Regions from separate parts of the Homo sapiens genome. Here region 1 is linked to region 2. A link is a loop called in an ENCODE intact Hi-C map of the cell type or tissue named here. Cell type or tissue: HCT116. All regions are shown on one strand. Links, peaks and the distances in the headings refer to the core of each region. The heading gives the core; the rest is flanking DNA. Region 1 overlaps ABCC11 (ATP binding cassette subfamily C member 11). Region 2 overlaps N4BP1 (NEDD4 binding protein 1).

Evidence for each region. A loop is a pair of places that touch in the nucleus more often than their neighbours do. Peaks named below come from ENCODE experiments on the same cell type or tissue, not always from the same donor. Only the 100,000 strongest peaks of a DNase experiment are listed, where the experiment ranks them.
Region 1: it touches region 2 in a loop (11-fold over the local background); 22 of 110 quality-filtered maps call a loop at or near these places.

The regions. Positions count from the first base shown.
Region 1 is chr16:48,223,959-48,239,968 of GRCh38, forward strand. It overlaps ABCC11 (ATP binding cassette subfamily C member 11), which reads right to left. Exons shown (of 30, transcript NM_001370497.1): 2 at 7,865-7,981; 3 at 6,479-6,615; 4 at 3,848-4,006; 5 at 324-471. The coding sequence starts at 7,963. Among named protein-coding and RNA genes, the nearest start is that of LONP2, 12 kb to the right of the region's middle. In HCT116, for the core only: a CTCF peak has its summit at 8,027 (motif pointing right); a DNase peak (open chromatin) is centred at 8,063.
Region 2 is chr16:48,534,284-48,550,293 of GRCh38, forward strand. N4BP1 (NEDD4 binding protein 1) reads right to left here. Exons shown (of 7, transcript NM_153029.4): 5 at 13,724-13,831; 6 at 11,864-11,971; 7 at 4,443-8,978. The coding sequence ends at 8,621. Among named protein-coding and RNA genes, the nearest start is that of N4BP1, 68 kb to the right of the region's middle. RefSeq lists enhancers at 2,052-2,421, 2,452-2,521, 3,282-3,351, 7,338-7,838, 7,839-8,339 and 1 more. In HCT116, for the core only: a CTCF peak has its summit at 8,072 (motif pointing left); no DNase peak of the experiment used is centred there.

The DNA of each region.
Region 1 (16,010 bases), core at 3,947-11,946, 310 kb before region 2:
ATAAGGTCTACACCTGAGGGTCCCATGGGATTCCATGGGGAAACCAAGTCGCAGAGAATGTGACTATATTGCTAGAAGTCACCCAGCAGCTAAGTGCCAGGGACATGGTTTGAATCCAAGCAGTGGCTACAGGGCCACTCCTTGGTGGTTAGCTACTCCTAACCACCATGCTCTACTGTCCTCAAAAGGTCTTCATTTTCTAGACAGCAACTGAAAGACAAATGCATCTCTAACTCCTGGCATGGACTTGAACATGCCCGCAGTTCCATCGCTAAACCTCTGAAGCCTAGAGTCCCCCAAACCTCACCAAGTCTGCCACTTACTGGCCCGAGTACACTGGCAATGCAGAAGCAGATGCCCAGAAGTGCATCGAAAATCAACCTTGTTCTCTGGAACCTCAGCATCACCAGAAGCACTGAAGCTTTTTCAATCCCTCGCCTTGAGACTTCTTCTTCCCAAAGGCGGTGAAGCCTTGAAAAGAGGATAATGGAACTGGTGGAATCTCTTTGCATGTGACATCCAAACATCCTAGTTCTTGCTAGCCAGGAGCTTTGTTGCAGAAATTTTCAAACATAACAGAATAGAACAATGTAGTAATCTTCTGAGTACTCATCCCCCTTTCCAGAATCAAAAATGTTTGACATTTTTGTTTCATGTCTCTTCCCTTTGACTTTTGTTTCCTGGAGGATTTGAAGCAAATCTCAGTCATCATATCATTTTATCTCTAAATGCTTCAGTATATATCTCTTTCAGATAAAGTCCTTTAAAAAACCATAGCACAGGGCCAGGCGCAGTGGCTCATGCCTGTAATCCCAGCACTTTGGGAGGCTAAGGCGGGTGGATCACTTGAGGTCAGGGGTTCGAGACCAGTCTGGTCAACATGGTGAAACCCCCATCTCTGCTAAAAATACGAAAATTAGTTGGCACGGTGGCATGCGCCTGTAATCCCAGGTACTTGGGAGGCTGAGGCAGGAGAATTGCTTGAACCCAGGAGGCAGAAGTTGCAGTAAGCCGAGATCATGCCACTGCACTCCAGCCTGGGTGACAGAGTGAGACTCCATCTCAAAAAATACAAAAAACAAACCAAAAAAAAAATAGTAACAATAAAATAACACTACAGTCGGGTGCCTGTAGTCCCAGCTACTCGGGAGGCTGAGGCAGGAGAATGGCTTGAACCCGGGAGGTGAGTTGAACCAGTGAGCCGAGATGGCGCCACTGCACTCCAGCCTGGGCGACAGAGCGATACTCTGTCAAAAAAATAAAATAAAATAAAATAACACCACAGTAACAATAATTACTTAATGGCATTTAATGCCCAGTCTGTATTGAAATTTCTCTAATTATTTAAACATGTCTTTATAGAGTTAGTTTCTCTGAATCAAGATCCAAACAAGGTCTAAAGGAGAAATCTGATAGAACTCTTGAGCTGCATTTTAATCTGTAAGCGTTTCCCCTTGTCTGCATTTCTATGCCATTTATTTGTTGGAGAAACTGATTTTTATTTATCCTGTAGGATCTCCCACACTCTGAACTGGACTGATTGCATCTCCATGGTGTTGTCTAACATAATTGTTGATCCCTTGTGCTTCCTAATAAACTGGTCACTAGACCTAAGGCTTAATGAAATCCAGAATTCCAGCCGTTTGGCAAAAAAAAATGTAAGAGGTGATGAGTGTACTTCCTGTCGCCTCACATCAGGAACCACATGATGTCTGGTGTCCCACTTTTAGGAATGTTGGTGGGGATCAGTGGGTTAAGGTGTGTCAGCCTGGCTCCTTCATTATCAAGATCTCCAACACTGATGACCATTGCCTAGCGCCACCTCCACTAGTGCTGGAAAAATGATGAGTTTTCTAATTCTTCCATTCCTTCTGTATTTCGTAGTTTGCGTATATAGTGAGATCTCATCTTTAAACAAAAAACAAAAACGGAGTGATTGCAAAAGTGTTTGTGGACAGACATTGTAAGTAACGAAATTAAAAAGAGAATCAGTGAACTGGAAGAGAATGGAAAGAAATCAGGAGATCTTGTACTCACAATGGTTAGAGAAGAACAAGCAAACTCAAATTGACTTAGCTGGTTACCTATTAAGCATCAAGTGTGTTTCCAGGTACATTATTATTATTATTATTATTTGAAATGGAGTCTCACTCTGTCACCCAGGCTGGAGTGCAGTGGCGCAATCTTGGCTCACTGCAACCTCCACCTTCCGGGTTCAAGCGATTCTCTGTGTACTTTAAAAAATGAATTTATCACCTCTTTTGTTTCTTGCAACAATCCTATGAAGGACCATGAAATAAATTTATGATCCACTTTTTTTTTTTTTTTTTTTTTGAGATGGAGTCTCACTCTGTTGCCCAGGCTGGAGTGCAGTGGCGCAATCTCGGCTTACTATAAGCTCTGCCTCCTGGGTTCACGCCATTCTCCTGCCTCAGCCTCCTGAGCAGCTGGGACTACAGAGGCACCCGCCTCCATGCCTGGCTAATTTTTTTGTGTTTTTAGTAGAGATGGGGTTTCACTCTGTTAGCCAGGATGGTCTCGATCTCCTGACCTCGTGATCTGCCCACCTTGGCCTCCCAAAGTGCTGGGATTACAGGCGTGAGCCACTGCACCCGGCCAATCCATTATTTTATACATAAAGACACAGGGCCCAGAAAGGGAAACTTGTCTGATATCATAGTAAGAGGTGAGATTCTGACTAATATCTGGCATTATCCAAAAAGTATTTCCTGGAACCATTTCTTTTTTTCTTACCAAATAGGTCTGAGAAGGAATGGGTCAAAGTTTACCCAGTTTCTGTACTCCATGTGAAAACATGTGCCTTCAATGTGTTAAGTTGCTTTGTAAATCTCCAACACCTGGCTATAACACAACATTTCACAAACTCCTCTGACTACTGAATGCTCTTTATGGGGAGGCTCTTATGAGACTATAATTTCCAGAACACATTTGGAAACTCATTTTCCACCTGGTATCTCTCATGAAGCAGCTAGAGGTAGGAACATGAATACAGGATCTTTAAAATCACATATTCATATTCTCCCACCTTTTGTCCTCATATTACCGTGTGTGGTGGGTGGTACAAGAAATTTAATCACACAACTAGTTAGCGGTGGCTTGAGCACTGGGAGACTGGGCCACTTACCCAAAGTAATACTCAGTGCCACTGTTGAATGCCTGATCCAGAAGAGAAAATCAAAAGGGACTAGAAGTGGTCATTTCTAACTTTCTTGGGACAGGTGTGGTGGCTCACACCTGTAATCCCAGAACTTTGGGAGGCCAAGGCAGGTGGATCACCTGAGGTCAGGAGTTCAAGACCAGCCTGGCCAACATAGTGAAACCCCATCTCTACTAAAAATACAAAAATTAGCCGGACGTGGTGGCAAGCGCCTGTAATTCCAGCTACTTGGGAGGCTGAGGCAGGAGACTCACTTGAACCCAGGAGGCAGAGGTTGCAGTCAGCCGAGATTGCACCACGCTGCACTCCAGCCTGGGTGACAGAGAAAGACTCCATCTCAAAAAAAAAAAAAAAATAGTGATAAAAATAAAAGAAAAAAATGAAAAATAACTTTCTTGGGTTCACAAGCCTTGTGGTAAGTCTGATAAGAGATGTGAATTCTTGCTCCAGAGAAAGATCTCCAGCCCGTATGTACAAAATATCCATACCATTTTAGGAGATTCATGAACCCCACGTTAAAAACCCTCACCTAGTATGAGGCCTCTTCCTACAGGAAGAGCCAAGTCGTCTGGCATGGCCCCTCCCTACCACCCTTAGGCATCTCTGGTCATTATCCCACCAAGAGATTGTCTTTTAACCTATCCACTGGTTTGCCCAGCGCAGCTTCACCTTTGGACATTTTTGTCTGAGGCATCATGGACTGACAGTGGAGGGATGGTGTTCTCATCTAAGCGACTCCGTAAGCTTTGGATCATGAGCGGGGTGAGCCATGACACGGTGAGGTAGGAGAACAGGCCAGCATTGTCCAGGGGCTGGGGGGCAGGAAACCTAGTAGAGGGGCCACAAGGATAAGAATGAATTCAGGATCAAGATTTTGCAAGGATGAATGACAACCATATTAAAACACAACGAGGTTACCCAGATCTACACACAAACATGTTTTCATGACTCTTATTTGTAAGTTGAAAATCATAAACAACAAAAGTGCCCATTAATTGAGGAATTATTTAAACAAAAAGAGAGAAATTATGATCTACCCATACTATAAAATGCAAATGCAATGTAGATGTTTGGGGTTTTTTTTTTTTCAATAAGGTTTGTTTATATGTAAAACACAGGAAGAGTTCCAAGCAAAAGCCAAAAAAAAGCCACTTGCAGATTAAAAACTCAGTATTGGCTGGGCCCAGTGGCTCATGCCTATAATCCCAGCACTTTGGGAGGCCGAGGAGGGTGGATCACCTGAGGTCAGGAGTTCGAGACCAGCCGGGCCAACATTGTGAAACCCTGTATCTACTAAAAATACAAAAATTAGCTTGGTGTGGTGGTGTGCACGCCTGTAATCCCAGCTACTCGGGAGGCTGAGGCGTGAGAATCGCTTGAACCCGGGAGGCACAGGTTGCAGTGAGCCGAGATCACGCCACTACCACTCCAGCCTGGGAGACAGCGCACGACTCCGTCTCAAAAGAAAAAAAAAACTCAGTATTTTTTTCACTTATATAAAAAAGGAAGAAAGGAGAGAAAGCAGACAAAACAGTATGTACATTTATATCACATTGCTGATAGTGGTTGACATTGAAAAAGGAGTTGGAGTTGACAAAGAAATAGGAAGAGAGGTCCTCAAGGCTTTAATTCTTCTGTGAAACTTTTACAAACAATAAAATTGAATACATAAATAATTAAAGATGATAAGGTATTACCTTTAAGAATGATTTACAAATACCAAAAATGACTAAATTAGGGTATTGGGATTATGTGTCATTTTTCCACTTTTTTTTTTTTCAAAATTGCCTTTAAGTTTATGTGTTTCAATGGGAAGAAAATGCAATTCGAAAAGAGACTTGAGGAGAAAGATGGGAAGATGAAAATGCCGAACTTATAAGATTTCTTTTGGGGGGTAGGGGAGAGGGACTATGACGTCTTTTCTCTACCCTTTCATATCCTCACAGCATTCTCAACAAGGCTGGCCACATGCCATTGCCAGGGATATTGGAGCAAGGAGCGGGTGAGGGGAGGGCAAGAGATTGTACCATTTGTGATCACAAAAGACAGGGCAAGACCTATGAGCCAGTGCTAATATCTTAAAGCCCCAACAGAAACAATATATTTATCTAAGATGAGGTTACCCAGGTGAATGAAAGTACCAAGGTTCTTTGTTCTTGGTGGAGATAACATAATTCAATATGGTAACAATGTAACTAGTATTGACAGAAGCTCAGATTTTAAAAATGGGCAAACAAATGCAGTTTGTTGATAGATAAAAATCTTAGAAAACATGTTGGAAATCAACTTGGTTACTCCCATAACCAAGGCTGGTAACTTTTTTTTTTTTTTTTTTTTTTGAGACGGAGGCTCGCTCTGTCACCCAGCCCGGACTGCGGACTGCAGTGGCGCAATCTCGGCTCACTGCAAGCTCCGCTTCCCGGGTTCACACCATTCTCCTGCCTCAGCCTCCTGAGTAGCTGGGACTACAGGCGCCTGCCACCGCACCCGGCTAATTTTTTGTATTTTTAGTAGAGACGGGGTTTCACCTTGTTAGCCAGGATGGTCTCGATCTCCTGACCTCATGATCCACCCGCCTCGGCCTCCCAAAGTGCTGGGATTACAGGCGTGAGCCACCGCGCCCGGCCGGCTGGTAACTTTAATGTGGCCTTTGAGAACCTGTCTGATCCGCTTGCCTCTGCAGCCTCACCTCATGCCACACCCACATCACACAAGACTCTCCAGTGACACTGGCCTCCTTCTTTCTCAGTTCCTGGACACATCATGCTGTGTTCCTTGCCCCTCCAGGCAAGGCTGTCCCACAGGCTGTTCCTTGATCATTCTTCTCCTACTCTTGCTTAGGAAATTCTTGTTCTCCCTCTAGGTGTCACTCAGCTTAAGCCACTCAGAACCTACCAAGTTGTCATGGTTCTCCGGTCCCTCAACACTCGCATACTTCTTCACAGCACCTTCCTCAAACAGCTTGTAATCATGTCATGCACAAGTTTATTTGCTTATTGTCTTTCTCTCCCATGTGAGGTCCATGATGGCAAAGATCACGTCTGTTTGCTCACTGTTCTTCCCCTGTGATGTAGCACAGTGCCTGGCACATGTAGGTGCTCAATGATCCTTTCTGTATGAATAAATAATGAATGAATGGCTATGACGATGTGCCTCCCTGGTGTGCCTCAGGCTGCTCTGAAGGGATTTGGCTGTGTAGGGATGTAGTTATGCAACCTTCGTGAGAGGTCTAGTTGGGAGGGTTGGGGATCATTGCCCTGGTGGATACAGCTCTCTCCCACCACCCCCATCAGGACTCACCTCGGCTTGGGACGGAAGGGAATCATGGTTCTCAAGGCAGCATCATACTTCCCCCACGGTGGGACAGCTGCCCTCCCTGGAGCCTCAGGATTTCTCTCTTGCTGACTCCAGGGGCCATCTTGGAGAGTATAGGTTTTCTTGGAAAAGAAAAACAAAAGAGCATCAGTTTCAAATCTCGTAAATTCTGTCCTGAGGGAATGTTGGACCAGCTGCCCATGGAGAAATGGATTTTTCCATATCCTGCTTCCTAAAGAAAGGCTTCCATACCGAGAATAAGCAGGGGACCGAGAGTCAGGGCAACTGGATCCCAGCACTCGCTCTGACCCACATTTGCTGAGTGAGTCTGGCCCAGTCACTCTACCTCTTTGGATTTTTATCTGACAGTAAACAATTTAGACAGGAATAAAGGGTGCCATAGTTAGTTACCTGCAGAATGAGGGACCAAGTCACTCTTTGAGGGTAAATCTACTAAAAAGAAACCAACAAGTAAAAAAGCAAATCCTAAAATATTATATGTTTCCCTTTTGACAACTAAAATAAAAGGACAGGTAATTTTTAGGACTTCATATAGAATAAATAATATATTCTATATAAAATAATACTTTTTAAAAGCACAGCAAGGATTGACAGAAAGAGATTCAGAATAGTGGTTACATCAGGTAGGAAGGGTTGGGGAATGACATGGGGGAAGACCAATTGCTGCGTGTGATTGCCAAGGTCCAAGCTGATGTATTGGTGATGGGTTTGCAGATGCTTATTATTATTATTATTAATATGAGTAAATGCATAGATAAATAGGTAATAGGTGATAGAGAGATAGATACAATCTAATCTCTATATAATATTATGCATAGAGATATGCATAAACCATGAAGGTATGCCATGATGATGGATTATAATTGATCTCATTGTGGAAGCCTGAGGTCTATTTGAAAAAAATCAAGAGTAGCTGGGTGGGGTGGCTCATGCTTGTAATCCCAGTGCTTTGGGAGGCCAAGACAGGAGGATGGAGGCCAGGAGTTCATGACAAGCCTGGGCAACATAGGGAGACCCCCATTTCTGTGAAAAATTTAAAAATTAGCTGGGCGTAGTGGTATGTGCCTATAGTCCCAGCTAGCTACTCAGGAGGCTGAGGTGGGAGGATCATTTGAACCCAGGAGGTGTCAGTGAGCTATGATTGTGCCACTGTACTCTAGCCTGGGTGACAAAGCAAGACCCTGAGTCAAAAAAAAAAAAAAAAGAGAGAGAGAGAGAGCAAAAAGAGAAAAGAAAAAAAATTCAAGGGTAAATAAGTATGGGAAGAAATTGTTTGACGTAATTTATGACCGTGGAGAATATTCTGCCAACTCAGTTTCCTGGTGTGCTGATGCTAAGAGATCTACTTACATAAATAAGTCCTGAAACCATGTCATCGCCTATGTCGATGCCACGATTCACGAGGCCACCAGAAGAGTTGGGCACCCAGTATGTCCTCTTCCTAGTCATTTTCAGTTCCTGCCAATTCTTCGTTTCCCAGAATCAGAGAATATGAAAAGACAGCAGGAGTTAGAAGAAGCTTAGATCTCGCCTTGAGCAGCCAGAAGAGGGGGCACTACCCTGCAGGGAGCATATTGGGGCCATGCAGAGGTTTGGGTGCCTGCTCTTTCCTCTCCTTAGCCTGTGCTTGATCCCTCTTTTTAAACATCTTCTCAGGCCTCAGGCCCAAATCACTTAGTGAAACCTTCTCTAACCACCCTCCCCAACCCACCCCCAACACCGCACCCTTGATCCTGGGCAATCTCCTTTGATGTATCAAACCCCTGCTCATAAAATCAGTCTTCTTGCTTTATCCCAGTCTTTAACTGTGTATTTGTTTGAATCATTATTTGTTCAGACTTCATTTATGCACTACACAGAGAGCCTCATGAGCACAGGGACATGTCTGCTTTCCTCGCTGTTGAATTTCCTGGGCCTGGAACGTGCTGGGAGGAGAGCAGGTGCTCAATAAATGAAGAATGAATGGACACATATGTGAATGAAAGAAACATCATTTTCCCTGCTTTCACTCTTGGTTTTCACAGACCCCAGAAGGAATCTGGGGACAAGTTAGGAGACTTAAATAATCAGGGTTCTTTTTTTAAAAAAAAAATATGACTTTCATATTTGTTTTTCTGAGTATGTGACTCACTCCCTGCTTGACTCAGAATATTCATGTGCCTGGGACAGGAGAGAAGGTAGTAATTAGGAATATTCTGAAGAGATGGAAAGAGAAAGTGTGCAGCAGAGCCAGGGCCATGAGGGTGCAGCCTGTGCCCCCCAGGGCCCCACACTCAGAAGGGCCCCAGGCTCAGTTGAATGCTTTTCTGTTGCCATCCTGAAATTCTTAATAAATTTGAACAAGAAGACCCACATTTTCATTTTCATTTTCATTTTGCACTGTTACCCACAAATTATGTAGTTGGTCCTGGTGTTCAGATATAGCTTTTACCATTCAAATACTGAGGCTGGGTATGATGGCATGCACCTGTAATTCTAGCACTTTGGGAGGCTGAGGCGGGAGGACTGCTTGAGCTCAGGAGTTTGAGACCAGCCTGGGCAACATGGCGAAACCCTGTCTCTACCAAAAATATAAAAAATTAGCTAGACGTAGTGGTGCACGCTTGTGGTCTCAGCTACTTAAGAGGCTGAGGCAGAAGTATAACTTGATCCTGGAAGGTGGAAGTTGCAATGAACTGAGATTGTGCCACTGTACTCCAGCCTGGGCAACAGAGCAAGACCCCATCTCAAAAAACAAAACAAAACAAACATTCAAATATTGGATTGTACTTCAAGCAAATAGACTGCAAGCTAACCCATTACTTTGTGAGAAGTTACTCTAGATTTCTTTGTCCCACTCCTTCCCATCCCACTTCCTTTTACCAAATCACAACCAGATCTGGTAGAGTCAGTTGCTGGAATTTTCCTACAGACCATATAAGATAGGCTTCCCAGCCAGGGCACCAGGCCATAGGCTTACTTGCCATGTAGTGGTAGAATGTGGACACTTCAGGGATGATAGAAAAGAGAAAAGAGAGAGAAGGAGGTGTATTAGATAAGAGAGAGTGACACACACTCTTTACAGCTCTGGGAGGAAGACTGGCTGCCATGAACCAGCCTAGAATATAGCTGCATTAAATTAAAACTGGCATGATTCCCTAGAATGAGGCCCTGTGGATGGGGCCACGGTATATTGCTGTATGATTTATTCACACACAAAGATCCCCAGTAAAGGGAATAGAGCAAGGGGTGGAGGCAGCAAATTTCAGAGTGCAAGTCTCATATCCTTGCAAAGGGCTGCCTCAGTGCTGTGCTCATAAACGTTTATATCTGTAACAAACCTGTGGTTGCAATTGGTGATTAAGTATAGTTCCAATGCTACTTGACATTTTGCTCTATGTTAACAAGTAAGAGGAAAGTGCAATACCAGAGATATATGTTGGTTGAATCTTCACTCATTTGCCAATGACCTGAGTAACTTTGCTGAATAGTTTTCAAATGCTGAAAGAATATTCCCTTATTTTATTTTACTACTCACAATGTAATGGCTACAGGCACCACACACTTGTACATTTAATCTGCATTATTAACATTTCCTACATTTCTTTCTTAAGACTAGACAATCAACAAAATGATAAATCCAGCCCTGATATGTAGCCTTTGCCTATTTCTGTGGTGTAAACACACCCATCATGGCCGATTTCGTGATGTGATACCAACATAACTCCACTGAATGCAGAGCTGGGAAGAGATGCGCAGCACGGCATCATCATATACTGTTTCTACCATAGAGATATAATAGATGTAAGTAACCTCAGAAGTATAAATAACAGCAAAAGGTAGCAAAATAAGTAGGAAATGATACATTTTGAGTATTATCTTTGTTTTTGATGTAATTTATTTAATTGTAAGTTTATATAATTTTTTTTTTATTAATGTTTGTGTTTAGCAGCTATGCTCTCAAAGTTCATGAAAATTTGACCGATGATTGTCATGAGGCAGTATGAACAGGTACTAGCCGACCACTGTGGCATCCATCTTGCGAGAGTGCTGCCTTTTCCTAAATCCTCGTCTTGCCGGGCACATCATTTTCCAATTCACTTCTAAGTGCTCTATGGGCTGTGGCTGGCTGTGCCTGGTGGTTAGCTTTCTTGGCTTCCCTGTGGTATAGATGGGAACAAGAAGTTGCTAAAAGTCTGGGTGAAGGGCTTCCCAGAAGTGTCATAGTGGACAACCCAGGTTGCAAACAGCTGAGAGTCATGGAGAGATCTTGGAGGGGGTTATGCTGCCAACAGAAGTGGGACAGGGGAGGCCTAGCAACTCAGAGAACATCCCCAGGTGAGTGAGCCAAAAAAGGATTACTGTGCAAGCCAAGATCCAGCTGGCTTGCAAAGACAGCAGGACAGGCAGTGAGCAAGTAGACAAAAGACCTCCCCTGGGAAAGCCTAGGAGCAGAGGTCACTGTGCCCAGGTTCCTGATTCTTTCTCTGCCAGGTGACAACTCCTAGACAGAGCCTTTAGTGAGAATTATTTGATAAAATGACTTAAATTATTGGCTCAAACAAGGTCTTAAAATGGTAAGCCAAAACATTTATTTTTCCCTCATTAACCAGCAAGTGGGGGATCATGAGGAAGACCAGATTTATAAAGACCAAGTAAAGAAATTAGATTTTCTCTCACCTTTCAGCTATAGTATGATTTGCCAACCTGGTTTATTCAAATACACCTGCAAAGAGAGGTAACGAAGGTTTCACAACTAGAGATGCAAAGAGATGCAAAGAGATGCAATGAGGGTTACTCATCACATTCTGAAATTACCATTTCTTTCCTTGTTGGCTTATTTGTTTTCTGCATACCTCATTAGAATGTAAGCTCTTTGAAACCAGGGACCTTGTCTGTCCTGTTCACAAATGTGTCTTTGGATCTAGAAGAGTGCCCAGCACATAGTGTGACTCTTTCCTATTCAAGATTCATCCAGGAAACTAACGACATGGAAAATGAAACCCAACGAAAATTAAGAAAATGCAAACATTGTAATAGTTATGTTTGCAGAACATCAGTCGCTCATCCCAAGCAAACGAGCTCGAGCTCAGCCACACATTAGCTTGGGCCTCCTTCCAGTTCCATGGGGCCCATCTCCACTTCCTGGACTGACCAGGGGAATTCCCTCCAGAACCTTCCTTGGCAGTCCCGGAAGCATTCCCTGGACTCCCAATTCTCTTTCCGGAAGAAAATGGAGCTGGAGTTTATTCACTCTAATTGGTGTAAGACCATCATTGTAGTCAGGATGGAAACCAGGACATGACTGGGAATAAAATAGAGAGGAAACAGCAGATGCTTCCAGCCCTGTGTTTTCCCAATCCCCAGAGGCAAAGGTCAGGATGACAAATTTGGTTTGGACGTGGGTTGTTTGCGTATGGTGAAACAGACTGTGAACAGGAGGGGAGCCACTGGAGCGGGGTAACCTGTATCATGGGCTTTCTGGAGGAGCTGATTTATTTCCATGTTCTTATGCAGCAGGGTCTAGTGTCCAAGATCAGAAGGTACATCAGTGGTTAAGGAAGTGTCCAGGGCAAGGAGCCAGAAGCACCTGCCAGCTGGGCCCTAAAGAAGTTTAAGTGATTAGATCTTACTCCTCCTGTACCTCGCCCTGTGCTATTTAACTTTCTCTGCTCTTAGGTTTATTTCCTTCTGTTAGTTTCAGTAGCTTCAGGAGGGCATCTTGTTGCCTGAAGAATCCCCACATCTCAGTACCTGGCCTTCTCCTCAATTTCAGAAGCTAGGATGATCCTCTCACCTTGATCTTTGCATTAGTCCTAATATCTGACAAGAATATTCTCCTCCCACCTCCTTGCAGAGCTGGTTCATTCTTGACATTCAGGACTCTACTCAAATGCCACCTCCTCAGAGTAACCTTCCCAGATCCCCTCTCTCCATACCACCTTCTGCATATTTTCCTAATCTACTTCCTTTACTCATCACATTCTGAAATTGCCATTTCTTTCCTTGTTGGCTTATTTGTTTTCTGCATACCTCATTGAATGTAAGCTCTTTGAAACCAGGGACCTTGTCTGTCATGTTCACAGATGTGTCCTTGGGTCTAGAAGAGTGCCCAGCACATAGTATATGCATAACAAATATTCAATGGATCAATGAATGAAGTACATGCAGAGTCTGTCAAAAAAGGAGCTAGGAAAGCCACACAGTCACGAAAGACTTCACATTTAAATTCTTGGTGTTCTCCAAAGTAGGCTGACACATCCCATCACAGAGATACAGTGACAGGATTGAAAGAGGGTTTTCATCAAGCAGGCAGGTTAAACTTGGGCCTATTCCCACACCACACCACATCTTCTATAGAGCAGCATTAATTTGTGTTTTAAAAACTAAATCCAGCCATTATTATGTGAACAGAACATTTATATAGTATTGTTTATTGTGGTTGTTGGGGCACATGTATGTATTAGGCCATTGATGCCTAGTGTTCCATTATGGGAATGCTAAGCATGTGAAAGTTATTTATATCCTACTGCTCAAGGTCATCACCGAGGTCTGATTGCAAAAATCCAAAAAAATTGCAACCTCCGGCATAAGTGGGTTAAAATTATTAAACATTAGTGTTTTAAAAATATACCATAAAGTTTGTAAGCTGGTTTTAGAAGTTCTTTGTTAAAACTCTGGAAGCCTGAATGAATGCAGCCCCTCCCCTCTTACCCTTGGAGAGACCCTTGATGAAAAGGTAAGCGCTTGGGAATCTGGGCCACATATGTTTTATCTCTGTACCACCCTCAGAATCTGTCACAAGGTAGGGCACATTGTACATATCCAGAGAAGTGAATGAGACCCTCATTATAGCCAGGATCTTCAGCTACTGGCTCAACCTCTCTCCAGGCCCTGGTGGCTTAGGCCCCAACCTAGGATAATCCTTCTCAACTGTTTTTCCTTAAATCTTCATGTCCAATCCATCAGCATATTCTCTTGAAGCTACAATCAAACATAGCTTGACAGCAACTGCTCCTAGTCTAAGTCATCACTTCTTGCCTGGACAACTGCAACCACCTCCTGACTGGCCTCCCTGCTTTTGATCTTAAATCCTTACGTTCCATTCTCCACATAGCAGTCAAAATTAACTTTTGAAAATATAAGCTAGATAATGTTATTCCTCAACTTGATCTCTCCCATGGCTTCCGTCAGGTTTAGAGTAAGACCCAAACTCCTTACCAGAGCCTACAGAGCCCTCTATAATCTGACTCTGCCCACCTTATTGCAACTGAAATCACTAGGTCCCAAGCTCAGACATTCCAGGAACAGGTTCCTCAAACACCCTAAATTCATTCTAGCCACAGGGTCTTTGCAAGTGCTGCTTTTTCTGCCTACAACAGTGCCCTTGGCCCCCACCCCCTAATCTTTGCATTGATTTATGCTTTCTCATACTGCAGGGCTCAGTTCAAATGTCGTCTTTTCAGAGACCTTCCCTGACCATCTAAAAGGCTTATTACTATCCAGAAATATTTTCCTTATTTCTTTCCTTGCTTATTGTTTGTTTTTCCCACTAGAATGTCAGCTTCATGAAAGCAGAAATCTTGTCTGTCTGATTCCCTGATGTATTCCCCATTACCTAGAATAGTGTCCAGCACATCATAGGTGTTCAAAAAATATTTTTAGTGAATGGTTATTGAAATGAATATTAAGCAATGTGAAAATGATGTTCAGTGAATGAATGAAAGAAGGTGGGATCCTGTCAGACAAAGAGCTTTAGGCAGGAGCTTCTAAGTTTCTATATTTGTGTCTCTCCCACAGCACCTAGTAACCTGATTTCTCTTTCCCTTATCTGTTGCACACATATAAACACACAGTTCTGTCTGCCCTACCTCATACTCAGATGTCTATGGGTCTGTTCCCCTGGCTGAGAGATGCTTGAGAGTAGGACCTTGTTTTGGGACCTGTCTACCCTTCTGCAATTAGCTCAGGGCCTGGCACTGAGAAGTCGCTTAACAAATAACTCTTGATATGAATGGACTTTCAACTCCTTCTGGAATTCTGAAAGCACTGCTGGACTTCACATTGGAGAAAATGTTCCACCTGCAACCTAAGGCCAAACCCAAGTCAAATCTCAACATGCAGAAATGGTCAAATCCAAAACAATTCAAGCAAAAAAAAACAAAAAAAAGATAATATTATCGGATTAGAATCCATAAAAACTAGGCCGGGCGCGGTGGCTCACGCCTGTAATCCCAGCACTTTGGGAGGCCAAGGCAGGTGGATCACAAGGTCAGGAGATCGAGACCATCCTGGCTAACACGGTGAAACCCCGTCTCTACTAAAAATACAAAAAATTAGCCAGGCTTGGTGGTGGGAACCTGTAGTCCCAGCTACTTGGGAGGCTGAGGCAGAAGAATGGCATGAACCTGGGAGGCAGAGCTTGCAGTGAGCCGAGATCTCGCCACTACACTCCAGCCTGGGCGACAGAGGAGACTCTGTCTAAAAAAAAAAAAAAAAAAAAAAAAACCATAAAAACTAAATATCTGTAAGACCATACTAACATTAAAAAGTAATTGAGTAAGTAAATAAATGGGGGAGATGGAACAGCTCTTTCTTATAGTAGAATTCTAAATAATAAATGTAAAATTACACCTACAACCACCTGATCTTCAACAAACTTGACAAAAACAAGCAATGGGGAAAGGATTCCCAATTTAATAAATAGTGCTGGGAGAACTGGTTAGCCATATGCAGAAAATTGAAACTGGACCCCTTCCTTACACCTTATACAAAAATTAACTCAAGATGGATTAAATGTAAAACCCAAAACTATAAAAACTCTAGAAGGGCTGGGCGAGGTGGCTCACGCCTGTAATCCCAGGACTTTGGGAGGCTGAGGCGGGCGGATCACGAGGTCAGGAGATCAAGACCATCCTGGCTAACACAGTGAAACCCCGTCTCTACCAAAAATACAAAAAATTAGCCAGGTGTGGTGGCAGATGCCTGTAGTCCCAGCTACTCGGGAGGCTGAGGCAGGAGAATGGCGTGAACCCAGGAGGCGGAGCTTGCAGTGAGCTGAGATCGTGCCACTGCACTCTAGCCTAGGCAACAGAGCGAGACTGTGTCACAAAAAAAAAAAAAAAAAAAAAAAAATCTAGGTAATACCATTCAGGATATAGGCACCGGCAAGATTTCATGATGAAAACAACAAAAGCAATTGCAACAAAAACAAAAATTGACAAATGGGATCTAATTAAGCTAAAGAGCTTCTGCACAGCAAAAGAAACTACCAGCAGAGTGAACAGACAACCTACAGAATGGAAGAAAAATTTTGCAATCTGACAAAGGTCTAATATCCAGAGTCTAGAAGGAACTTAAACAAATTTACAAACAAATTTAAAAACAAACAACCCCATTAAACAGTGGGCAAAGGACATGAACAGACACTTCTCAAAAGAAGATATTCATGTGGCCAACAAACATGAAAAAAAGCTCAACATCACTGATCATTAGAGAAATGCAAATCAAAACCACA
Region 2 (16,010 bases), core at 5,032-13,031:
CACGCTGGGGAGAGGAGGCAGAATACATCTCTTAGGATATAGCCAGACCCTCTTCCCTGACTTCTCCAGCTCCAAGATACTTACAAGTTCCTCTAAAGCTCCCCCACGGAATCTTCTTTTCCATTTTCTGTTTCCCTGTGCGAGCGCTCTCCCATCCGCAGCACCCCTCCCCAGCCCAGTTAGCTCCCTTCCACCCCATCTATACTTCCAGGCTCTGACTTCCCTGCCCTGTGAGGCTGTCAGCCTCCACAGTGGCCCATCCCAGCAGACATTTAGAATGCAGAAGCTATAAACAGAGGATGGTAGACATCAAGGCATGAATGAATGGCCATCTTCCTTGTGGTCCCTGTGATACCGGGATTCCAAGCCCCAAAGGGGTGGTTTGGGCTGGGGATAGTAATTCTGATAAGCTGGAGTGCTCGAAGGTCTGGGATGGACGCCACCTCCGCAGAGGCCAAATGGTGGACGAGGGCCTCTTCCAGCTATGCCTCGTGCCTTCTTAGAGCCAGAGTTCTCGGAGGGAGGGACCAGGTGACTGGCAGTCCCGCTCCACCGTCCCCACCTCTACGGGTGTGAGATGCTCTGGGTGGTCCTCAAAGCCAGAGTTCCTGGGCTGGGGAGGTGGGGGTTTATTAAAGCTGGGAGTGTCAGACAACTAGAAAAGGCTCACAGGGAAAAGAAACTCATCTTCAGGGGAGGCAGTGGAAAGAACAAATGTGGGAATAAGACCTGGACTCAGTCCTGCCTTACCGAACAGCTGATGGCCATGGGCAACCCAAGCTAGCTGGGCCTCTGTCCACACTGCAACTGTGAAACGAGGGCTCTCCACTGGGTGGCCTCCTCCTTCCCTTCTCAGCGGTGTGGCTGGCCCTGCTGGGCTCTCAGGTCCCTGGTGCCTGTGGGATGGTGACCAGGGTTTGCAGGGAGTGCACAGTGGGGAGGATGAAGGCGCTGCTTTGTGGAAAGAAGCTTGCAAGCTCAATGGGTACCAGCTGCTCTCCTCCCTCTTGTGCAGAAATTGTCCCCACATGTAATTAAGCCAGCTTCTGTCAGGAGGTGAGGACACACAGTGGGGCCAGGTCGGGAGAAACACCTGATGCCAATGCCAGCCCCACTGGTACTCAGGAACCAGGAGGGAGCCGGAGGGGTCCTGGCCTCCCCTGCTCCGTGCCCCACTCTGTGTCCTGCCTCTGTAGGGCCTGGGATTTGAAAACCACCAAAGGTCAGATGAGGCCCTGAGGGACCCTCGCTGGAGCCACATGTATTCTAGGGAACACTCACCGGCCTGGGTGCAAAGGTGCCTTCCTCACCGTGGGACTCAGGATGGGAAGGACTCTCCCAGGAGCCAGGCCCGTTTCTTAGGATTCAGTCCTGGTTGCAACCATTGCAACTACTCTTTAGTAGGGAGGTGTTTCTCAACCATGAGGGCACGCCGGGTCACTTGGGATTACCAGAAAACGTGGATGTCAGATTCTGATCTCTAGGGTCTGGGGTGTGGCCTGGGCAGCGCTGCCCCTGGGGATCCCAGTGCACAGCCAGGGTCACAGACCACCAGCTCTGAGGGCAGCAGCACTAGCCCTTGACAGATGAGGGCCCGAGGCCTTGAGAGGCTGCGTAACTTTCTCAAGGTCACGGAGAATAAGTGCAGGAGCAGGTGATGCCCTCACTCCACGGGCTGGCTGGGCATGAGGCCTTCAGAAGAAGGGCCATTCTGGTTGTTCTCTCCCTTCCCTGGCACTGTCCCCTGCATGAAGTGGCTGCTCAAGACCAGGGATGGAGGAACCCTGGAGGGGCTGGGAAGGTGCAGCATCCGGAGGGGATGAGGGGTTTGGGCCCCACCCCTCACCGGCTGGGCCTCATGTCCCTTAGCCACACAGTGGGAAGAAGTAAGGGTTCCCAGCCCTTCTCAGAGTGGAGGTGTGACATGCCAGGGATCCTGAGGGGCTGGCAAGGGGAGAGGGTCCTGCTGGCATTGAGAGACACCCTGGTTTGGGGGAAGTCCCCTGAGCAAGCCCACGTGCGCAGCTGCTAGGGGCAGGCTGCGGGAGGCCCTCTTCTTCCTGCTGCCTGTTTTGGTGGCTGAAACTTTAGACTGATCCAGGAGCCAGACAGGCGGGCAGACAAGCGCATTCTTTTTGGGGGAGGCCGCCGCCTCCTCTTCTCGCTAGAAGCAGGGAGGAGGGGAGGACAGGGCCTGCCCAGGCCTGACCCCAGACTGGGTTTCAGGCTGTGGGGCCAAGCAGGGCTCCCTGGGGACTCGGGGCTGGGGAAGGAAAGCCCCAAAGGCTGGAGTCTGCGGTTTGGAGTCCTGTGACTCTGGGAGCTGAAGCCACCAGGCAGGAGGGGGTGAAAGGGGGCTGGTTTAAGAAGCCCTAAGCCTCTGGGCTTTTGGCTCCAGCACTGGCTGTGGGTACTTCTGCTCTGTTTCTGGGCAAATCCCTGCCTGCCCAGTCCATTTCCCCAGTGAATGCCCCCAGCCCTGGCATCCTCGGTGTGTAGGGGATTGGAACCTGAGCCGGGAAAAAGGCCACGTACAGTTTCCAATCAACATCAACTCATCTGTGTTTCCCGAAATGAAGTGCAAGGTGGCTCTGATGCATACATGGGCTCACTCCTGACACAGCTTCTGCAGAACTGGTCAACTTCTTTAAAAAAATATGCTCTTGGCATCCTCTCGCAGGAACAGGGCTGGATACGGGCCCACCAAGCAGGAAGTGGGGAGGCAGCTTCCTTCCGCAGCCTCCCTGTGCCCTGAAGACTGACAGCCTTGACCCAGGTCTGTCATGGGCCCTCAATTCTTTTCCTTGAAGGGTGGAGGTATCTTAGGTGCCATACCAGCTGCTGAGTCACCTCTGGTGCAGCTTTGCCTTTCAGGGAGGTGGGATGGCCCATTGGAATTCAAATCCTAAATCCTGGACATCTTAGCTTGAAGAAATGGAAGTTCCTGAGCATCTCTGTACCTCAGTTTCCTCCTCTGCAAAATGGAGATAATAACAGCAGCACTTTAGGAGTGAGGTGAGGATTAAAGGAGACAGAAGCTTGCCGGGCACATGGGTGGTGAGGGCACGACACTGGTTGCCGGCCTCAGCTTTCTCAGCACCCTGCAGGCAGGCAGTGGCTGTGCTCACTTCCTCCGGGTGCTCTCTCTGGTGACGGCACCCGAGGGACTCTCCCAAGTGCCTGCCTTGTTCAAGGAACAATGCCCTCTCTAGAACAGCTGGACTTCCCATGGCCCTGCTGAGGCACTGAAAGAAATGTAGGCCCTAACCTAAGCACCCTCATCATTGGACCACAGGGATAAAGGAGTGCGTTCAGAACCTGGAGGATGACGGCTTAGCACTTGGAGATAAGACCTGGCTGGTGGGGGTGTGGGATGACCTGGAAGGGTGGCGAATAGTTAGGTAGGTGTCCGCAGGGCTGCTGATCAGAGCCCCAGTAGCAGTCACTGAGCGGGGCTCTGGGTTGGGCACAGTTCTAAGCACCACGTTTATTCCTCATGTCACCCTTGAAGTAGAAAGCATTATTATGCCTATTTTACAGGTGAGGAAATCCTCATCTGTAAAATAGGCATAATAAAATAATGCTTAGTTACAGTTCTGAAGTATACAGAAAGTCAAACTCCAAATGAACAGTGCTGGCATTTGCCCAACTAGGGAACTGGGGAAAAGAACTGCCGTCAGGGGACTGAAGAGGCAGTGGGATGGGCACAGAGCCACGGCAGCAGGGAACAGCTCGAGAGCCAGGCCGAGTTCTCTGCTGAGGGGCACCAGGCCTGAGTTTCAAGTTACTCAACTCCGAAATAGTTGGCCCCTTCCAGCATTTTCTGACTGGGGTGGATACTCCTGAAGCCCTGTTTGTGCAGGTCTTTGGACCTTTCTAAACAATCTGCAAATCCTTGCTAAAGACAGTAACACGTGTTACTCAAGACTCGATTTCAAAGGACGTAAATCCAACTGGAATGACCAGCTTAAGCAAAAAGTGTGTTAGAATACTGGGGTGTGGTGACGTCCGAGGAAGGGCTTTCCTGACAACAGGAACCCAAGGCTCATGCTGCCAGGAACCTCTCTCACGTCGCCGCTTCTTTCCTGCCACAGGTCGACTTCCCCCAGGGTGGAAAATGGCTTCTGACAGACCTGGGCCTGGCATCCCACGATTCCCACCACCACAGAGGAACTCCCCAGGAGTGACTTGGACTGGCATAGGTTGGGCCGGCTGTCGGCCCTGGCCAGGAAGCCTGAGTGCATCTAGTATGCAGCCTGCGCCAGGTACCCCTCCCCGGACCTGTGTGCCCAGGATGCCATGTGCTGGAGCCTGGCAGGGGAGGGAGAAGGGAGTGGAGTGACCCCAGCCCCACCCCACTGTCCCACTGCAGGGCAGTGGATTCCCGGCCTCTTACTGGTCCTGCTGCCAGATGCCGCAGTCAAGAAGGCACTGTCCTCCAGTTCAGTTGAGCAGACATTTATTAAGCACCTATCAAGTGCAAGGCACTGTGCTAGGCGCCGTGGGAAATACAGAGAACACAGGCGGTCCCTGCCCACGAGGAGCTCACAGTCTAGAAAGGGCAGCAAGACAGTACACAATCAGTGGCAGCAGCACCAGCCAGAGTGGCAAGTGCTCAAAGCGAGACACAAAGTGCTGTGCGGTCACAACATCATGGGGATGCTTCTGGCAGAAGCACTGGAAAGGAGACGAGGACTCAGGCTGGGCCTTCCAGGAGGGAAGCCATTTGGGAGAAGGGCATCTCTAGCGGAGAGAGGTCCATCTGCAGAGCCCACAGGTCATGGGAAACATGTGGCTGCAGGGAGAGTTTGGGGACAGTCAAGTATGGCTGGGAGGTGGACAGCCACGGACACTAAGCTCAGGAGATGTGAACTTTGTGGTCTGGTCAAACAGCCACTGCAGATCACTTCGCAGGAGGAGGGGTGACTAGAAGTATGTTACTGGAAGGTAAATCTGGCCACACTGCAGCATCTGGACGGCAGAGGGCAGCGCTGGGAGGGGCCAGCCAGTTAGGGCCCACCACCCCTGGGTGTCTGAGAGTGGGAGTAGCGGGCAGGGGCCAGCAAAGCACGAGGGCAGAGCAGGGGACCATACGGAGGGTGGGTGTGGAAGAAGGGAGGGGCCCCATGCAAGCTGCAGGTCTGGGGAGCCTGAGGATGTCATAGGGCTTCCTGGTAGAGTGGAAAGTGCACTCCTGAAGGTCAGGGCCAGTCACTACAGAGAGGGGACAGCGAGGAGAGGGACGGTGTGGCCCTAAGGGTGACTGCAGTTTCTCAACATGTGGTCCGTGGATCACCTGCATGGGAACTGCCTGGGGAATGCGCTCATTTGCAGATTCCCGGGCCTTCCTCCAGAACTACTGGGCAAGCATCTGCCGGGTCATGCCCGGTAACCTACATTCTTAACACCAGCTGCCCTCTCCACCACCACGAGCCCCAAAGGTGGGGAAAAGTCTGCAAGCCACCTGCAGAGGAAGAATAGGGTGTTAAGGACTGGCTTTAGGCAAAAAGAAGAGACAAAAAGAATGAGGGAGGTCTGGGAGTGAGGGAAGTGGTGGGAAGCAGGGAAAGTCCGGTCAAGCCATGTGCACCAAGACAGAGCCCCAGCGCGGCCTTGCAGCCAGGCACCGGGCCGTCCCCAAGGGCTGCTCTCAGTCCGCTTTCACTTGGTGGGCGAAAGCCACATTTGCAAACTGGGAAGTGGAGAGTGGGAGGTGAGGGGAAGCACTAGCAATGAATGAAGAGGATTCTTCCGGGAATCAGGCTGTTTCAATCTAAAACATCCAAGATAAGTGGAAACACTGGGGAGGAAGGTGATGAACAGACGGAGGTGAGCCAGAGACACCTCCTGGGCAAGTCGGCCAGGAGGCGGGAGGCGTGGGTCAGAGACACTGCAGGAACTGGGTGAGGACAAGGAGGTGCGAGGAAAGGGGTTGGGGGATGGTCCCACAGGCAGCCACACCTGAGGCGTGGGAGGCAGGTAGGAGCTGGGGGAGGGCGGGGAGAAGAGGGGTTTCTGTGTGTAGATCTGAGTCCTCCCTCACATCCCAGCCGTGCCACAAGCCGCATCGGCATGAGGCCGGCTCTCCCTTCTTCACTGGTCTCAAAAGCCACCCAGGCCCAAGTCCCGGCCAGACAGCCGAGCCTGCCTAGCAACGCTGACCGGCCGCCCAGGATGGCCCAGACACCTTCTGTCTCCTGAATGCAGCCTACAGGGGTTCAAACAGACTGCTTGCATTAAGGTCAGACAAGGCTCTTTTACTTCCAGAGACAGCGGCCTGGAGCCTCGGGAAGAATGTAGGCCCAGGAATCACCCAGCCCCTCAGGACAACCTCTCTGAGCAACAGACATCCTCCCTGTTGAATGAGAGTGACATCTCTGCCCTGCCACCTACTTTACATGGATGCCACGAAGTGGGAGAGCCTGAGCAGTAGACAGGGAAGAGGCGAGCGGCCCCACTGCAGGAGGTAGACAGGCTACAGATACTTATGCAGCAGCCACACTGAGGCTAGTACTGGAGGAGGCTGAGAACCAGTAATGAGTTCTTAATGGTTTGATAATTTGGGTTTTTAAATATTAAATATTAAATATCAGGGGTTTCGGAAGGAATGATGAATTCCGTCTCATGCTGTAACTGATGAAGGCAACCAATGAGCAATCCTTCCTTCCCATAGCCGAGAAAGGGAAAGGGGACAGGCCAATCCCTCTGAAGCAGTAAGTCAGAACACGAAGACTTACAGAACTCAAACATCAAAGGTCAAGTAGCTTCTAGCCAGGAAAAGTGGTGGCCCCCTCAGCCTAGCCAGCACCAACCAGCATGGGTGGAGACTCAGCCTGGCAGTAAGGGCATTTCCTGGGTTTCCTCTGAAGCAGAGGAGAAATAGTGGGTCAGCCAGGCTGCTGGACTGAACCATGAGCCAGAAGGCCAGAATCACTGCAAGACAGCTCCAGCCCGCACACCTCAGTTGTGCTTTTGAAAACAGGTACAAAGCTGAGGCATGGGAGCTGTGACTGAAGTCGCCCTCCTGGCTGGCCTCGTCTTCTACCTCTGCTTCCACAGCTGGGTGACTTGGCCATAGGCCCAAACAATGGACAACCAGTTCCACATTAGGAGGCATCACGGACGCATCTGAGAGGAAACATGATTGAAGGACAAGCTTGGCCTCATGGAGGGCTCTGGATTCATCCCTTGAAGAACGCAGTGATCAAACAAAACCAAGAAGCAGGCCTGGAGGGAGCACTCTGGGATGCCCCCAAGTCCCCTCACCATTTACAAACCAGCACTGAGTTCTCAGCCTCCGCTCCTCAGGACTAGGAGACAAGATCCGGACAGGCAGGACAGGCAGCAAGCCGACTGTGAGCAGCCTGGGGGCGCAGGTGTAAAATACAAAGCCCTTTGAAGGTCCAGACAATAAGAGTAAAGATGTTAAGATTGCCCAGGAAAAGAACTTCACTGACACTGAATTTGGGCAACACCTAGAACAGACAATATTAAGATATCAATTCTGAGAAAGACTCACAGGAAAGGCTGTTTAGGAGGACACTAGAGACAAACACAGGGAAAATAAATACAGGGGCTCTGGGATCCCCCCACAGAAGCTACTAATGCTATTTATTGGCTTGGGTCACTTTTGAGAATAGAAAACCATTTTTTGGCAAAGCTGTACAAACTCCACATCAGGGCGTCTCCTGCAGTTGGGGACACAAGATGGCCACAGTGACCGGGCTCTTCATTAAACTTCCTCATAACCCGCTACGGTGTTCAGAAGCTAAGACGTGACTTCCAGAGCCAGGCCAGGCATGTGGAGGCCCCTGACTGTGGGCGTGTCAAGCCCTGGCTGGGGAGCCTGCTGCCTGCCCGGCCACTCCTCAGCTGTGGCTGTGGCTGTGGGCATGGCCGGACGGCGTGCACACTGGGCCGTCCCCTTTTGCGCAGGGTGGAAGGGGGAAGGAGGGTGGGACTCCATGGGCTCCACGATGTCTTCTAGCCCTGGTATTCTGTGAGACTAACTTCGCCCTGGTCATTCACCATGGCTAGGCACCAAGTGCCATCTAGTGGCACCGCGGGTCCACTTTCACAACACTCCAACCAAAGACTGCAGAACAAACCAACTCTTACCCACTTTAACTCCGGGGGTGAGGGCAGAGGAGGCTGGAAGGGTGAGCACACTTCATGGTAGTGATGGGACATACTCATCTCAAGAAAATATACTTTAAGACGTCTTGCTTTCCTTAAGAAAGCAACACTTTTTTTTTTATTTATTTATAAAGGCTAACCATATCCATTTGTCAATATTTTCGGCTTTAAGGAAAATAGTTTAAAAAACATAAAAAGGTAAATACACTCAAGAGTAACTGCTATTAAACAGTTCTGAACAGGCAGAAAATGTAGACTTTCCTTTAACAGAAAATGTTAAATCTGTAATAGCAGCATAATTTATATATAGAAAAAAGCTGGTTTTGAAAACCCAGATTTATACCCAAAACATTTTTTTTCTGTACAACTGCGTTTACACTGGGAAATAAGTTTCTTCACATTATGTTCATTCCCATCAGGTACAGGTGTGAGCTTGAGTTTGATCAGCCAGCCCTGAGCGCAAGCTCAGCGCTCAGCACAATCTTCAATCCAACACCATGGCAGAAAGCGCATTTAGATCTTTCATGTATGGGTGGGCCACCAAGATCTGGTCTATTTTCAGTCTTTGCTCTGAGTCAGGGAAGATCTTCAGAAGGGCTTCCCTCAGCTCGTTGGTTTCTGCAGAAGATCTCTGAGCTGGCATGGGCAGGTTCTGCTGGAGACTGGGGAGGGCTGGCAGCAGTGGGAAGTGGGGCTGCTGAGGGAGCCAGTGGCTTGAAGGGGCTCCCTGAATCCGGGTCGGAGGCTGGTGGCTGGTGCTGGCTGCCTGGGTGCCAGGGACTCTGAAGCTGGGGTCAAACATGCCCACATTTGGCAGGGCACTGAGTAGGGGCTGCATATCTCTGTGAATGGAAGTGAGTCCTGGTGAGTTGGGTTATAAGTAAACAAAAAATCATAGAGCTATTTTAGAAGGTACCTGCGGCAGGCCTTGAGGCTCAGGATGCCGCTCCCTGGCTTCCAAAGGCAGGATGCAAGACTGAGGTGGAGATGGTGCCATGAGACACCCACAGAGGAGCCTGCGGGGATTTCACTGACATCACCTCAAGGCGTGCCAGGGAATCAATGCGCTCTATGAGGGAGCACCACCCTCCCAGGTCTTCTGCTGTGAGGACTGACCCCATCCAGCTGTTTGGCTCTAACCAGGGTACCCTTGGGAGCTTTCAAAAGGTTTAACAGTGTCTTACTCTTCTGAAGATTTTGATTTTGTGCAGGACCCTGATTAATAGAAATTAGAAGAGACTCCTTTTGGGGAGAGTGGCAGTCCCCACCGACTCAGTCTAGATGAGGTGTGGGTGGGTGCCCACACTTGTATGCACATGGGTATGTGCGAGTATGTGTGTACAGGGAGGGCATCTGTATCGCTCAAAAGCCTCCCACTGGACTCGGCCTGCAGGCGAGAAATGAGGCTAGCTGAAGTTTCCCCAACTTCAAAAGCTCAACTAACTTCAACAGCCCCTCTGTGATGGAAGTGATTCCCAACTTCTTAACCGATTTCTGAGCCGCTCCACAAAGAGCCACCAAGTGAGAGTGAAAAGGCAGGCAGGACAGACCCCGTGCCAGGTTGCTCAAGGAGCAGGAGCAAGCAGAGGACTCTCCTTCTGGTAACTCTGACCCGCGGACCTGATTGATGCTCTGACACAGGCCTCGGGCCTGAAGCCCAGCAGGGGATTTCCAAGTTCAGATGTGGGGAAGCAAAATGAGATGGACTGATGAGCACAGCAGGTGTGGAAAATGGCTGCCATTCTCTTCATGTGGGTAGAAAAGCATGGCATTTGGGAATTAAGTCCTCGTCTGTGTCATAAAACCCAAAGGCTCAAAAGAGAAATGATTCACAAGACCAGGGAGTTGAAATTGTAGTGGTCTCCTAGGTAGAAGAGACCACCATGTAAAAAAAGAAACCCATCACCACCTACCACTGAATCCAAACCTACAGCTCCCAGTGGTTCCTGTTGCAAATGGAAAAGATCAGCTGGAAAGTGTGACTGCCTAAAAATGCTGAGAGAGCTGTGTGTCTTCCTCTCAGCTTAGACCCCCCATCACACCCCCATGCAAATACCAGCTGGGAATGCACAGAAGTGCAGCCTGGTTTAGTTTTTAAAAAGAGTAAACATCAGTCATGGGGTCATATGATCTCCCTGTTAGGTTCACAGGAATCTTTAGTTAATGTCTGTTACCTAAGAATTATGAAAACAGAAACAACCACTAACAAGGTGTCCTAAAAACAAAACAAACCCCAACTACAACAAAGAAAACCTAAACTACCAAATCATTTTCAGATAAATATTGAATACTGGCTTTTCCATTCAGTGAAGGTAGAAAGTAATGGTCAGTTCCCCCAGGCAGTGATTCCTAAGCAGTAAGGAAATTAATATAAGCATAACATGTTCAAAGCAAATGACTTTAGAAAGTGAATGTAAAAAGACACTCACACATACAAAATGACCCCATCAGGCACTCGTGATTCAGAGGGAGAGCTCTCACACATACATGATGAACCTAAGTAGTATTCGCCAGTAAGTGACCACCAGCTTGGAAAACTAGCTTTGTTTTTTTGTTTGTTTTTGAGACAGAGTCTTGCTCTGTAACCCAGGCTGGAGTGTAGTGGCACGATCTCGGCTCACTGCAACCTCCGCCTCCCAGGTTCAAGTGATTCTCCTGCCTCAGCCTCCCAAGCAGCTGGGATTACAGGCACGCACCACCACACCCAGCTAATTTTTGCATTTTTAGTAGAGCCAGGGTTTCACCATGTTGGCCAGGATGGTCTCGAACTCCTGACCTCAAGTTATCTACCTGCCTCGGCCTCACAAAGTGCTGGGATTACAGGCGTGAGCCACCAAACCCGGCTTTGTCTTTTTAAACCTACAAAAAGGCTGGGCGCAGTGGCTCACGCCTGTAATCCCAGCACTTTAGGAGGCCGAAGCGGGTGGATCACCTGAGGTCAGGAGTTCGAGACCAGCCTGGCTAACATGGCAAAATCCCGTTTCTGCTAAAAAAAAAAAATACAAAAAATTAGCCAGGCATGGTGGCGTGCACCTGTAATCCCAGCTACTTGGGAGGCTGAGGCAGGAGAATTACTTGAACCTGGGAGGCGGAGGTTGCAGTGAGCCAAGATCGCGCCATTGTACTCCAACCTGGGCAACAAGAGTGAAATTCCATCTCAAAAAAAATAAATCAATAAAAATAAACCCACAAAAAAAGTTTGGCTCCTGTCTTTTCCTAGGATGAAAACTGAAAGGACTATAGTTGAAAATCCGGGATGCTTGCTACATTAGCTTCCAAATATATGAAACCAGCACTAAATTTAAGGCTTAAAAAAAAAATTTTGGCCAGGCATGGTGGCTCATGCCTATAATCCCAACACTTTGGGAGGCTGAGGAAGGCGGATTCCTTGAGCTCAGGAGTTTCAGACCAGCCTGGGCAACATGGTAAGACCCTGTCTCTACTAAAAATACAAAAAAAGAGCTGGGCATGGTGGTATGCGCCTGTGGTCCCAGCTCCTCGGGAGGCTAAGGTGGGAGGATCGCTGAAGCCCAGTGGGGCAAAGGTTGCAGTGAGCCGAAATCACGCCACTGCATTCCAGCCTCGGTGACAGAGGAAGACCTTGTCTCAAAAAAAAAAAAAATAATTTTTTTAATGTCATTTTTAGTCTATAAAGACAGCACTTGCACTAAAGCACAAAGAATTGAAATAGAAGTTTTAATACAAGACAATCTGAAAAAGGAAATACCTAAGACAGACTTCCTTCTGAAGAAACTCCTCTAATCGAGGTCCACTTCTTCCCAGAGGATCATCGGGAACCATAAATATGTCCCCCACGAACGTGTACTGCAGCAGCCTACAACACAGAACACCATGAGGCTGAGAGACAGGGTCCTCACTGCCCAGGGCCTGCGTAAGGATCCCAAAGCAGCCACCTGATGCCAAAGCAACGGTCAGGTCAGCCTACAAATCCTAAGACTGCTCAACTGCCTAAAAGCGGGGAAAACACCCAAGTCAAACCCTTTTAATTTCTGTTTTGGACACAAAAACAATAGTCAGAACGTTTTATCAGCTGGCCCTCAAATTTCTCATTAAGACTTGCAGATTTGTACTGGGCTTAGGAAGCCGCTTCTTCTTCTAATATAACTTTCAATATAACTTTGAAAAATAAGATTTAAAGACTGTCAGCTTAGGACACAAATGCTGAACAAATGTTTAATTTTTGAATAAAACTGGTAATAAATGTGTCCATAAGCAAATCCACTGAAAATAATATTTTTAAAAAGGAAAACCATATATGAATAAAGGAAATCTGAGGTCTTTAGACCACTATTTATCATATCAGGGGAAAACAGAAAATAAAATAATTTTTAAAAGTCCAAGTGCCTGTGCTTGTTGTCCAGGTCTCCTTTCTACCTTGTTTTTGTGAATGCTGAAAGCAACAGCTTGGCTGGAGAACACCAGTCTTGACTGCATTTAAACCCTCCATGCATACATGGATGAGTGTCAATAAATACTGACAATGAGCCCAGGCAGAGGTCCAACAGAAACATGCCCTACAAGATTAGTAGCTCATTAACTGTGCCCAGAAGGTCAAAGACCAATTCTTGGTTCAGCTATCAACAACAGCTTTTTAACAGCATAGGTGTCAAAATGCATACAGTAATTAACTCTCACCTGGGCATTCATAACACAGAATCTTTTTCTAAAATCTTCTAATAATTTAGGAAAATATAAATAACAGGCAAGGTGCAACTGTGAAATCCCAACAGGGATAAATATCTAGTTATGCTAACTATATTGCAAGTTTTACTATATATTAGTTATACTTAGTGTGGGGCATGCTTACTTTATGTTTTAAGATTTCTGGTCTATATCACTTGTCCCTGGCACTATCAGACTCTTGCTTTCTATTTTAAATAACTGGTCAGGTGATACTGGTTAACCAAAAGTCCTAGAAGCCAGTGCCCACTGATCTTAGGGCATTTTTCAGCAGTGGACACATTCATAGTATTATTACAAATGAAAAACAGCAGTGAATGCTAAACTCTTGACATAACTTTGTTTTATTTTGGATGATATCTAAAGATGTTTTCAATATAGATTATTAAACTATGACTGTAAAAACCTCCAGAAAAGCATCAGATATTAAAAAGTGGAAATATTCTCTCCAGACCATGAAGAAGTGAAAGCCCAGTCAGCACACATTGCTTTCGGTCCTTTCCTCTTGCTGGAATCCCAGTTGTCATCAAGTTCACCCTTTCACTTCACAGCTGAGTAAAATAGGAGGCCGTTTGTGCTCCATCACACTTAACTGTACCTCCTGCTTCATGCAACAAAACTCTGATGCCCTAGAAGACTGCAGTGACAGCAGAGCATGCCCACACTCATCACTGCCAGCTCTGCTGCTCTGTGCTGGGCCCCCGCTTACCTGGAGGGGCCAGCCACCTATGAAGTGGGAGTGCAGCACAGTCTTATGATACTTTGGTCCCCTATATTGCCTTCTGTGGAGCCAAGGAATATAGAAAACAAAACGAACAAAATGCACACAGAAACAAACAATTAAAAACAAAACTTTTCTGACCAAAGACAAAGAAGAAAATATTACCTTTTTGTAATAATTTCTCTCCAAGAGACTGACTCATTCACAAATTCTCTGAAATTATCATTTGTCACAATTATGCCACCAGTTTTGTCCGCTAAGTGTAGTAGAAACCTATGGTAATATAAGAGAGTTTAAAATCAGCAACAGGCATCCTTGGCTCAGAGAAGCCATGTTATAAGAAGAGAATATTTCCTCTTCATAGGAAAACCATCAAAGAATTTAACCAAGGCTAGGCCACAGAAAAGTTTAGCCCCTATCAACTGAAGATCAATCAGAATGGTGAATATCTCTAAAATTATTAGCGTGATTACAAAATAGATTGTCTTTCATACAATTTCTTTTGTTAAATGATCTCAACTATAATTTATTCAAAAGTTGTATTATCAATAAACAGTGTTAATAAGAATGCATGAAGACCAGAGCAGAGAATGAGAGCTGACAAGCCTGTGAAATCATTATTCAGATTTAAGTTACTGAGCAACAGTATTTTGGTTCTAAGATTAGCTGTTTAGTACAATCAGCCTTACAATTCTTTTTCCTTTTTAAAAATTCATAGGTTCAAGCCGAGTGTGGTGGCTCACGCCTGTAATCCCAACACTTTGGGAGGTTGAGGTGGGCGGATCATTCAAGCCCAGGAGTTTGAGACCAGTCTGGGCAACATGGTGAAACCCCGTCTCTACAAAAAAATACAAAAAATTAGCCGGGTGTTCCCTGTAGTCCCAGCTACTCAGGAGGCTGAGGTGGAGGATCAGCTGAGCCCAGGCAGGTGGAGGGTGCAGTGAGCCAAGATCGTGCCACTACATTCCAGCCTGGACAACAGAACGAGACTGCTTCAAAAAAAAAAAAAAAAAAAAATTCATAGGTTCACACTGCTCTGATTTAAAAAGAGGTATCTAGAATTGCCATTTTGTTTAGACTAAGTTATAGATTCACTCAAATGGAAGATATGACAGGATACATGGTGATAAAAAAGGGAAAGGATGAAGCAGTAAAGAAGACTTCCATTTCACTGCTGATTATTCATGCTTAGACCCTCTTAATAAGAAATCTGTGAGGATGTGAATTTTATCCCTTAAATTAGGGTGACCACATTTGTCTAAGGCAATGTAGACAAAGATAATAAAAAATAAATTAAGGGACTCACTGGAATTAAAGGTAAAGACAACTGCTTTTACTAGCAGTGATGAGTACTTAATGGGGATTTAAAAAACCTCATTAGTTTCAGAGATCTTAGAAAACCTTGGAAAATAAATATGATTTAGTTCTTTGGCTTTATTAAATAACATTTTACAAATGATTTCTAACTGGTGTGAGTTGTAAGTGGTAATGTTTGCCCAGAAGTATTAACAAAAATAGGCAGTAAGGCTTCTGAGTTCATGTACCATGAATGAGAACATATATGCATGTTCTCTAAAAACCCAAAAAGCCGTATCAGCCAAGCAAGAGCTTAGTCTGCATACTTGTACGTGTGTTCCAACGCTGCTGGTGTTAGAATGAAGCTGCTGTGTTAAAGGACCTGAGCCCTGCAGGGTCCCTGCCCGTGTCACAGAGCTGAGCAGAAGTGTCCTTCCATTCCGCCTTCTAGTACTTCTCACCTATCCCCCCCGGCACCCACATATGGTATCCTCTTTCGGCTCTTCCATGCCACCTGAGTCTCACCCATCAGATCTGGTCTTGCATACCAGCCTGGTGCAGGGCAAGGGACTGTCAATGAGAAGGCCCTTTTGGTGAATGAATATATGTCTGCTGTGGTCCCAAGCCCCCCATCCCTCTGCCCAGGCCCTCTTTTCATCTCTTACCCATTTGACTATCATTCACTAGCTTGGGTCACAAGCTAAACACTATCTTCAATGGAGTGGTGTTTTGGTGGAACACAGGCGAAAACACCAGGGTTGTTGTTAGTGCTATAAGCCAGATGAAAATAAACAGGGCAAATGCAGGGGAGAAAAGAATAAACAGCTACCACTAGGCTACCAAATACTAGTAGACTTGCTACTAATTTCATACCATGAGGAGGATTTTAAAAACTGGTCCTATTTCCATTGGTTAAGTTTAGAACCTTCTCTTATTCAACCACAGCAAAACTCCCTTCTGTTACTTATGCACACGTCTTCTCAAAATTCTTTAGGGCAGAAGGTGCATCTGAATCATGCATGTCCCCAGAACCTACCTCGGTGTATCAGATTTGGTTAGTGCTCAATAAAGTTTTTAGAAAAAATTTAAAAAGGGCCAGGTGCAGTGACTCATGCCTGTAATCCCAGCACTTTGGGAGGCCGAGACGGGTGGATCA